Linked DNA regions of Mus musculus: region 2 is linked to region 1. A link is a contact called in ENCODE Hi-C or POLR2A ChIA-PET data. All regions are on one chromosome and are shown on one strand. Each heading gives the region's core, a stretch centred on a gene start or an enhancer-like site at or near the end of the contact. The rest is flanking DNA. Distances are from core to core; before and after follow the strand shown.

Region 1 (4,229 bases), core at 784-3,283:
CACAGTAGGAATATCCTCGTCATCCCTCTCCTGCAAAGCACAGAAGAACCAACGGCCACGGGGAGGTTACGGCACAGCAGGGCAACCCCCAGGCCCAGCCAGCTGAAGTCAGCAGAAGCCTCATTCTGACTCCCCAGAGATTCCCTTTCTAACTGACCCCAAACTTCAGGAAGGCTACTTCCGTCCCCCCCCCTTCCCCCTCTCCCACCCAACTGGCAATGGATGGATGCACCTGGGCCCAGGACAGCTTAGCTTGCACGTGTTCGTTGCAGGGCTCCACTTTCTGTGCAAACTCAAGATTGCTCAGCGTATGCTCATGACCACAGAACACCTTCTGCAAAGAGAGGGAGCCCAGTGAACACACATTTGTCCCAGGCCAAAGAGGAGCCAGGCACTCCTGCCCCTGACCCACCCAGGCCCACACCACCTTTACCAAAGCAGGACAGGTACAAAGGCATGGGTTAAATATCTGAAGGAAGTCCAGTGCCAAGCAAGTGGACCCCACAGGAAGCGAAGGCTCACCGTCTCGGGTGGAAGGGTACCCAGAGTCTTGGCCAAGCTCTGGTACATCTGCTGGGCAGTGTCCTCCAGGTGCCAGCCACAGCCTGCCACTGACAGAGCATCCCCTAGGGAGCAGAGAGGGTCAGATGGGGGTAGGGAGGGCACAGTGGAATTGGGTAGGTAGATGAATCCAGGCTGCACGGTACCAGAGAAGAGGGCTGGTGAGTCCGGGCAGTCATCCTCCCACAGGAAGTAGCTCATGTGGCCAGAGGTGTGGCCTGGCGTCAAGAGGCATCGCACGTGGATGGCCCCAAACTGTGATGGTGAGGCATTAGACCTGTGAGGGCCACTGGGCAGGACCGGACCAGGCCCCTCCCCACCCCTTCTGCGTACATGCTCACCTGAAGCCCTTCTCCATGTTCCAGCCTTCGGGTTAGAGCGCAAATGCGCTCATCTGCTCCCAAGACAGCCAATCCTGGCAGAATGTGTGCCAGCTCCGCATTTCCACGTGTGTGGTCCCTGTGAAAGTGTGGTAGACTGACTGGTCAAGTCAGCGTGCTAATGGAAGAGTCTGCTTTAGGGCTCAGCACACACCCTCTTTACTTACCAGTGATGATGGGTGGACAGCACCATGGTCAGAGACACTCCCTCGCGACCCGCAATCTCCAGCAACTGGGAAGAATTAAGTTAAGAGTGCTGCAGACGTCCAGGTGGGCCACCCACCCCATACTTGCGCACTAGTGCAGATACTTAATTCCATAGGCAGGCCCTGGACCCAGGGCAGCAAAGGTTAGGGGAGAGATCGGGCAGACAATTACAATAACTGGGGAACTTCAAACATCAAAGTAGTCATACTTCAGGGGATCCCAAAGATAATATATCAAATGACTTGAAAAATAAGGGGGTCCGGTCTGCTCCGGGAGTCCCCTGATGGCATCCTTTGTCCTCACCCTCTCGGCCACAGCCACGTCTATAGCTACGGCCTCCCGCGTGTGTTCCTCAATGATCAGGTACATGTAGTTGTCTTCAAGTACCGGGATGACTTTGACCTTCATGGTCGCAGACCTCAGCCAGTCTGCACTTTTTCAACCTAGTGAATCCCTTCTCCTGAGTTGCACGAGCCGGGTCAGCCACACACACACTGGGAGCACAAAGGAAGAGTTGCTCCACTTTCCAGAGGAACTGCTTCAGTTCCAAGCTCCAAGACTCAGGGGCTGCCTGCCCTGCTCACCTCAGACCCTGCCCATTGTCCCAGCTTCAACTTCCCCAAAAGCTACACTGCAATGCGGATTCCTTCCAGCTCCGCTCCTGGTACAGTAGGCCCCGCCTTCCTCAGCAGACCCCGCCTCTCTTAACTGCACTAGGATACCAGACCTGGGTGGACCTCGTTCCCTGCTGTTCCCCTCACTCGCACAAGAGCCGCCGATCTAGTCCTGGAGTGTGGCCGCTGCCCACCGCGACATCACCACTTCCCTGTCGCGATCCTGAAAGAGTACTGCGGAGACCTGATGGACGACGGCTGGAACTGCGCATGCGCAGAAGGGACCTCACGCACCGGTTGAGCACAGTGGCACAGTGCGCATGCTCCAATTCAACCTCAGGCAAGAGCACCTCCTAAAGTTAGCCTTTCTGGTTTCCAGGCTGAGCTAGCTCCCGCGGTCCACTACCCATGATTATGCCCACTTCTCACAGAGGGTGATGGTGTGTGTCCAGCTCGTTCTCTTGTTAGTGTGAGTTCAACTGACACAGGAAGATATAGAGTGATTCTCAACCTATGGGTCAAGACACCTAAAAAAGTGAAAGGGATTGGGGCTGGAGAGATGGCTCAGCGATTAAGAGCACTGACTGCTCTTCCAGAGGTCTTTGAGGTCAGAAACCACATGGTAGCTCACAGCCATCTGTAATGAAATCTGATGCCTTCTTCTGATGTATCTGAAGATAGCTAGTGTACTTATATATAATAAATAAGTCTTTAAAAAAAAAACTGGGGGGTTGGGGATTTATCTCAGTTGTAGGGCGCTTGCTCCTAGCAAGCGCAAGGCCCTGGGTTCAGTCCTCAGCGCTGGAAAAAAAAAAAATTGGGAGGGATTGCTTAAGACCATTGGAAAACACAGATACTTACATTACATTTCACAACAGTATCAAAATTACAATTTGAAATAGCAATGAAAAAAATTTTATGGTTGGAGGCCTCCACATGAGGAACTGTATTAAAGGGTCTCAGCATTAGGAAGGTTGAGAACACCACTGGAAATAGTTACAAATCCCTAAGGGACAACATCCTTATATGGCATCCCATATAAAGACAAATAGTGTCTGCAACTGCAGATACAGGTTTGGCCGCTGTCATGCACTCCTTGATCCAGCCGGCCTGCAAGAAAGAGAGCTCTTGTCTGTTTTTGCCATGAGGAGAAAGGATGCCATTTGTGGATACCACTCTTCCTAACCACTACACTGCCTTGCCCTTCCGTGTAGGCAGGAGAGGTAGTCTCTAAGATCAACAGAGGCCTTGGCAACACTGACAACACTTCCAGCAAGAGTCAGGAAGCAAGCCACTATCAGATGGATCAGAGGCCAGAACTTCTTTCCTCTATGGAGTATGTGGCATCTCCAGACCCCAAGCCAGGGGTCCCACTTCGAGTTGCAGAGAACGTGAGTCCTCCCAAGACACTGATGTTTTCTTGGAGTCCTTCCTTTTCTTAAATGACTGGAAGGGATTAAGTCCCTGGATCCTGTGTCTGTTCCTGCCCAGGGAAGGGGCTGTCCTGGCTCAGGAGGCCTAGGTGTGGTGTGGTGGTACCTTCTCAGGTTGCTCCAGGAGCTGAGGACTGGCTGCCAAGTGCTTCTGGGCACCTAGCCTGGGCCACTAGCCTGGAGACAGAGCATCAGACACATCTGGAGCTGAGTGAAGAACAGCGGTTGCAGGTGGATGTGATGTAGGGCTGTAGGGTTGTGGTAGGAGCCAAGAGCCTAAGAAGCCACTGGCAGCATCTCTCACCCTGGTTACCCACAGATTTCTAAGGAGCTAGTTGATCTGCAGATTGCAACCCACCACCTGCGCGAACAGCATGAAGCTGAAGTCTTTGAGCTGAGGAGGGAAGTGAGTAGCCAAGCGAGCTATGTGTGTTCATTCAGGAACAGAGTACACACCTGGGACAAGCGCCATTAGGGGTTCAGGTGCCTGAGAGTGAGCCTATACTTTTGTGTCTGTGGACCTCTACCTGGCTCCTGTCTATGTGCTCCTGCATGTGTCCAGGTGAGTATCTACTTGCTCCAGGTGGTCCGGCAGTTAGCGGGACCCCAGGTTACCCTGGATCTCCACAGATTCTTCGACTGGAAAGTCGGGTGCTAGAGCTAGAACTGCATGGAAATGGTGCCTGCCAGGGACATAAAGTCCAACCAATGGCCAATCTGGGGCAACACCAGGTGCCACCATTAGAGGTGAGTGGAGAACCCCAGGCCTAAATACCACAGATTCTTAAGTTACCATGAGTATTGACTGGGCTGAGAACCTGCACAGGGACAGTAAAACGGGTGTCTGCTGCTCCCTCCCCTCCCCTCTCTTCCCATCTGTCCACGAAGGTTCAGCCTGCGAAAGGCAGGCTCTCTGAGCCTGAGCAGCATGAAGATCGTCAATGCACAGCCACCTAGCACAGGGGCCTGCGGTGAGTCTGGTGGCTGTCTTTTTCACCCTGCAGCCTCCAGGAGGCCAGCAGAAGCTGCAGGAG
Region 2 (4,229 bases), core at 472-2,971, 38 kb after region 1:
AGCTGCCCAGTAACTCTAGCTTTAGGGATATGATGTTCTCTGGCCGCCTAGGGAACCTGAACACACATTGGTACAAATAAAAACTCACACAGGCACATTTTTGCATTTACATGTGCACACACTCAAATAAAGATTAAATAAATAAATAATCACAGACTGCTAGAAGATCAAGACTATTGTGTCCACCTCAAGAGAAAGGGCAAGTGCTGAAGGGAGGACTGCTAGCCAGCTTTGTCCTTCTCTGCAATGCCTTCTGTCTTGCTAAAAACCTTAGATTATATTCCTAGAGCTAGCCACCATGGTATGTTCCCTTATTTGGCCACTTCTACTCCTGAGGCTGGCGATGAAGGCCCAGCTATCAAAGTATTGAGGTCCAGCAATCAAAAGCCCCCATGGGTTCACTTAATTAACCTGTCTAATCAAAATTAAATACCTCATTCTAACATGGTGTTTCTCCCTCTTACACTTATAAAGTCATAAAGTGTCATTTGTCTATAGGCCATGTCTGTCTCCTTTCTATCCAGAGGCAGTTCTTTATCCCCTCTGGTCAAATATCCCTACTCCCTCTCCTCCCTGACCCTCTATCTGCTGTCTGTCCCTATTGCCTAGCCTTTGTCCCTTTGGGGCAAACAATCTTTCTTTATGCTGAGAACTTGGTCTTGAGGCTCCTCAGCCAACACTGATTTCTTACAATGGAGACTAAATCTACTAAGCCACTGATGACTGGTTGTCAGGCTCTGAAAGTACCAAAACAGGTGTAATCATACAAACCACAGTAGACAAAGGAGACATTAGACTGGGGTGGCAAGGATGGCCTAAGATGGTAGGCATTTGAGCTAAGTGCCTACCTATGTGTAAAGGAGACACCTTCTGCAGGGGTAGAAGCCATAGGTAGAAGCCATGGTTTTATAACACAGCTGATGAACTGTGAAAGAAGAAGGAAAATACTCAGAGGGAAGGAAGCTGGGATAGAAACAAGCTGAGAAAGGAGGAGCCAAGAAAGGTAGAGCTGCAGATGAGCCAGAAAGGTCAGGGTCAGGTCTCTGAGACCTATACACAGTGAAATAATGACCTAGAGTAGAAAAGGCACCAGGCTGCTAGTGCTTCCGTAGGGGAAGTGGCACTGTGGCAGAGTGGTGGAACTCAAGGTCTCCTTAGAAAATTTCTCCTCGCCGGGCAGTGGTGGTGCACGCCTTTAATCCCAGTACGGATTTCTGAGTTCGAGGCCAGCCTGGTCTACAGAGTGAATTCCAGTACAGCCAGGGATGTACAAAGAAACCCTGTCTCGAAAAACAAAAAACAAAACAAAACAACAAAAACAAACAAACAAAAAACAAAAAACCAAAAAAGAAAAAAAAAAGAAAAAGAAAAAAGAAAAGAAAAGAAAGAAAGAAAAAAAGAAAAAGAAAATTACTTCTCCAAGACCGGAGGAAAGGTTTAAGTACTGGTATTAAGATATTGAGATTAAAATAAACATAGCCTAGTTGGTAGAGAACTTGTCTCTCGGGCTCGATTTCCAGAACCATAAAACAAAACAAAACAAAACAAAACAAAACAGAAACCCTAACCAAACGATCAATAGCGGACATATATAACCAAGTTAAAACCAGGGAGCCCAATTCTGGTCCGTTTGCTCTGCAGAAGCGCTGTTCGCAGACACGGAACTCTTATGGTGTGAAAGACGAGTTGTCACTCACTTCCGGCGAAGTGAGAATAAGAAAGGACTACTTCCGGTAATGGGCGGGCAGTAGGTGAGTCTCTTCCGGTACTGTAGCTGAAGACCACTCTGTGCTTTCGGTAAATGACTGGCGTGCGACGGGGCAGAGGCTTTTCTAGCACCTGGTTCTGGTCCCTCAGTTGCCGCTGCACGGTGCAATTAGACACCTGCACTTATTGCTGTAGCCTCTCTTCTGCATTCCAAGGTGTATGAACTCAGTCCATACCCATCTAGCTTCTCTGCCCTTTCCACTCGGTTGTTTTTCCTCTTGGAAGCCCCGCAATCCTCGGAGGCATGGGGCTGTGAAGTCAGGAGCCACTCCCCGCCCCCAGGATCTCACTGATGGAGAATTAACCACATAGAATCGGGAGACGTCAGATATGGTGCTGACGAACCTCAGGTTAGCTCTGGAGCCTTCTGGAGAACTCCAATGAATGTGAACCTTCCTAAGATAACGACTGGCTGATGGACCATCTCAGGCCGAAGGTTCGAGAGGAGACTGAACCTGAATTGTTAGGACACCATGGCTGACCAGGTCAGCACACTTCACTGACCTCCTCCTGCCTCTGATACCTGTGCAGACATGGAAAAGATGTCCCGAGTTAGCACAGCCCTGAGCGGCAGTGCTCTGACGGGCCGAACCATGCACTGCCATCTGGACGCGCCAGCTAATGCCATCAGCGTGTGCCGCGACGCTGCCCAGGTTGTCGTGGCAGGCCGAAGCATCTTCAAGATTTATGCCATTGAGGAGGAGCAGTTCGTAGAGAAGCTGAATTTACGTGTGGGTAGGAAGCCCTCGCTCAACCTGAGCTGTGCTGATGTGGTCTGGCACCAGATGGATGAGAATCTGCTGGCCACAGCAGCCACCAATGGTGTGGTGGTTACATGGAACCTAGGTCGGCCATCCCGCAACAAGCAGGATCAGCTGTTCACAGAACACAAGCGCACAGTGAACAAAGTCTGTTTCCATCCCACCGAGGCCCATGTGCTGCTCAGTGGCTCTCAGGATGGCTTCATGAAGTGCTTTGACCTCCGAAGGAAGGACTCTGTCAGCACCTTCTCTGGTGAGGCCCACAGAGGAAGTTGGGGGTACATCTGGATCTCTGTAGGTGTTAGACCTGACAGGCAGGCTGAAATGTGTGTCCATCAGAGGCCCTCAGATGGACCCTCAGAGGCGGAACAGCCCAGAAAGAGTGGTGGAAATGGGAACGGTTGGCCCCCTGAGAAGGATAAGCCCAACACTGCTGTTGGGGTGGGGGGGGGGGCGAGGCAGGAGGTCAGACCAGTGGAAATTGAGACTGGGTGGTGGGTGTGGCTAATAGGGAAGGCGGAGCCTTCAGACACACCGTAGTGAGTGGCGGAGCCTTGTGTCTTCAGGACTCAGACCGGGACTCAGAGTGAGGTGGGGAGTACACAGCGCCCCTTTCATGGCAGGCCAAGCTGTCTGCATTCAGCCCTCATTCCCCTCTCTCAGATCTTTAATGAGACCAAATGATGCGCAGGCAGAGCCTTGGGGCCTGGAGAATTTGGGGGTTACAACAGACCTTGAGCTGTCTGTGGCAGGGAAAAGCACTGGACACTGTACCCGCAGGCTCCTTGTTTGGCGATCTTTTAAGGTGGGTATGGTCTCTGAGCTCTTCGGTCCTTCGAGGCTAACTAGGCAGCTGGCAGGGCATTGAGCAGAGCACGAGGAGCCTCCTCTTCCATTCGTTGGGTCTTCCACAAGCCTTGGCCTGGGACATATAGACAGCCAACGAGGGTGAGCTCCTGTGCCTCCAGTGCTCACACATAGCCTTCTGAGGCAGGTCTGCAGCTTTGCCTGTGCAGAATCTAGGGAACTGAGGCTGGGAGTCTGCACTGAAACTACCTGGCATACTCTGGCCTAGGCAGATTTTGGTGGTGTTTCTCCAGTCCTGTGTTTCTGGGCTGGGCTATAGGCTGGTGAATAACATGGTTGGAGCCACTCCAAGGGCTCCCCCACGCCCTGGGGGCCAGCCCCTCACTTATGTCTGTACCACTGTGTGCCCACAGGCCAGTCTGAGAGCGTGCGGGATGTGCAGTTCAGTATCCGTGACTACTTTACCTTTGCTTCCACCTTTGAGAATGGCAACGTACAGCTCTGGGACATCCGCCGACCCGACCGCTGTGAGAGGATGTTCACAGCCCACAATGGGCCTGTCTTCTGCTGTGATTGGCACCCAGAGGACAGGTGTGGTGTGGGGAGAAGATGGGCCTTAAGGCTGGAGGCTAAACGATGCCTTTGGGTGTGGCAGGGTCTCCTTTCCCATGGGAGAGGTCACTGACAGCTTGAGTGGGACATTCTCCGCAGGGGCTGGCTGGCCACGGGTGGACGTGACAAGATGGTAAAGGTCTGGGACATGACCACACATCGTGCCAAAGAGATACACTGTGTGCAGACAATCGCTTCAGTGGCCCGAGTCAAGTGGCGGCCTGAATGCCGCCACCACCTGGCCACGTGTTCCATGATGGTGGACCACAACATCTATGTATG

What was found. A loop is a pair of places that touch in the nucleus more often than their neighbours do. ChIA-PET counts read pairs that join two places held with the same protein, here RNA polymerase II (POLR2A).
Region 2: a loop to region 1 is called in a map of left cerebral cortex, with 4 times the contacts of the local background. The contact joins the promoter of Wdr24 here to the promoter of Haghl in region 1. A Hi-C loop is called at or near these places in 2 of 37 maps with a recorded cell type or tissue (heart and left cerebral cortex). POLR2A ChIA-PET finds 5 or more read pairs at or near these places in 4 of 5 experiments (Patski and embryonic stem cell).

The regions. Positions count from the first base shown.
Region 1 is chr17:25,783,553-25,787,781 of GRCm38, forward strand. It overlaps Haghl (hydroxyacylglutathione hydrolase-like), which reads right to left and starts at 2,034. Exons shown (of 9, transcript NM_001271433.1): 1 at 1,876-2,034; 2 at 1,452-1,642; 3 at 1,109-1,173; 4 at 903-1,020; 5 at 708-816; 6 at 523-626; 7 at 233-334; 8 at 1-30. The coding sequence starts at 1,556. Ccdc78 (coiled-coil domain containing 78) reads left to right here and starts at 3,028. Exons shown (of 13, transcript NM_001165929.1): 1 at 3,028-3,153; 2 at 3,310-3,426; 3 at 3,515-3,601; 4 at 3,826-3,942; 5 at 4,200-4,229. The coding sequence starts at 3,064.
Region 2 is chr17:25,821,906-25,826,134 of GRCm38, forward strand. Wdr24 (WD repeat domain 24) reads left to right here and starts at 1,722. Exons shown (of 9, transcript NM_173741.3): 1 at 1,722-2,781; 2 at 3,749-3,926; 3 at 4,047-4,229. The coding sequence starts at 2,301.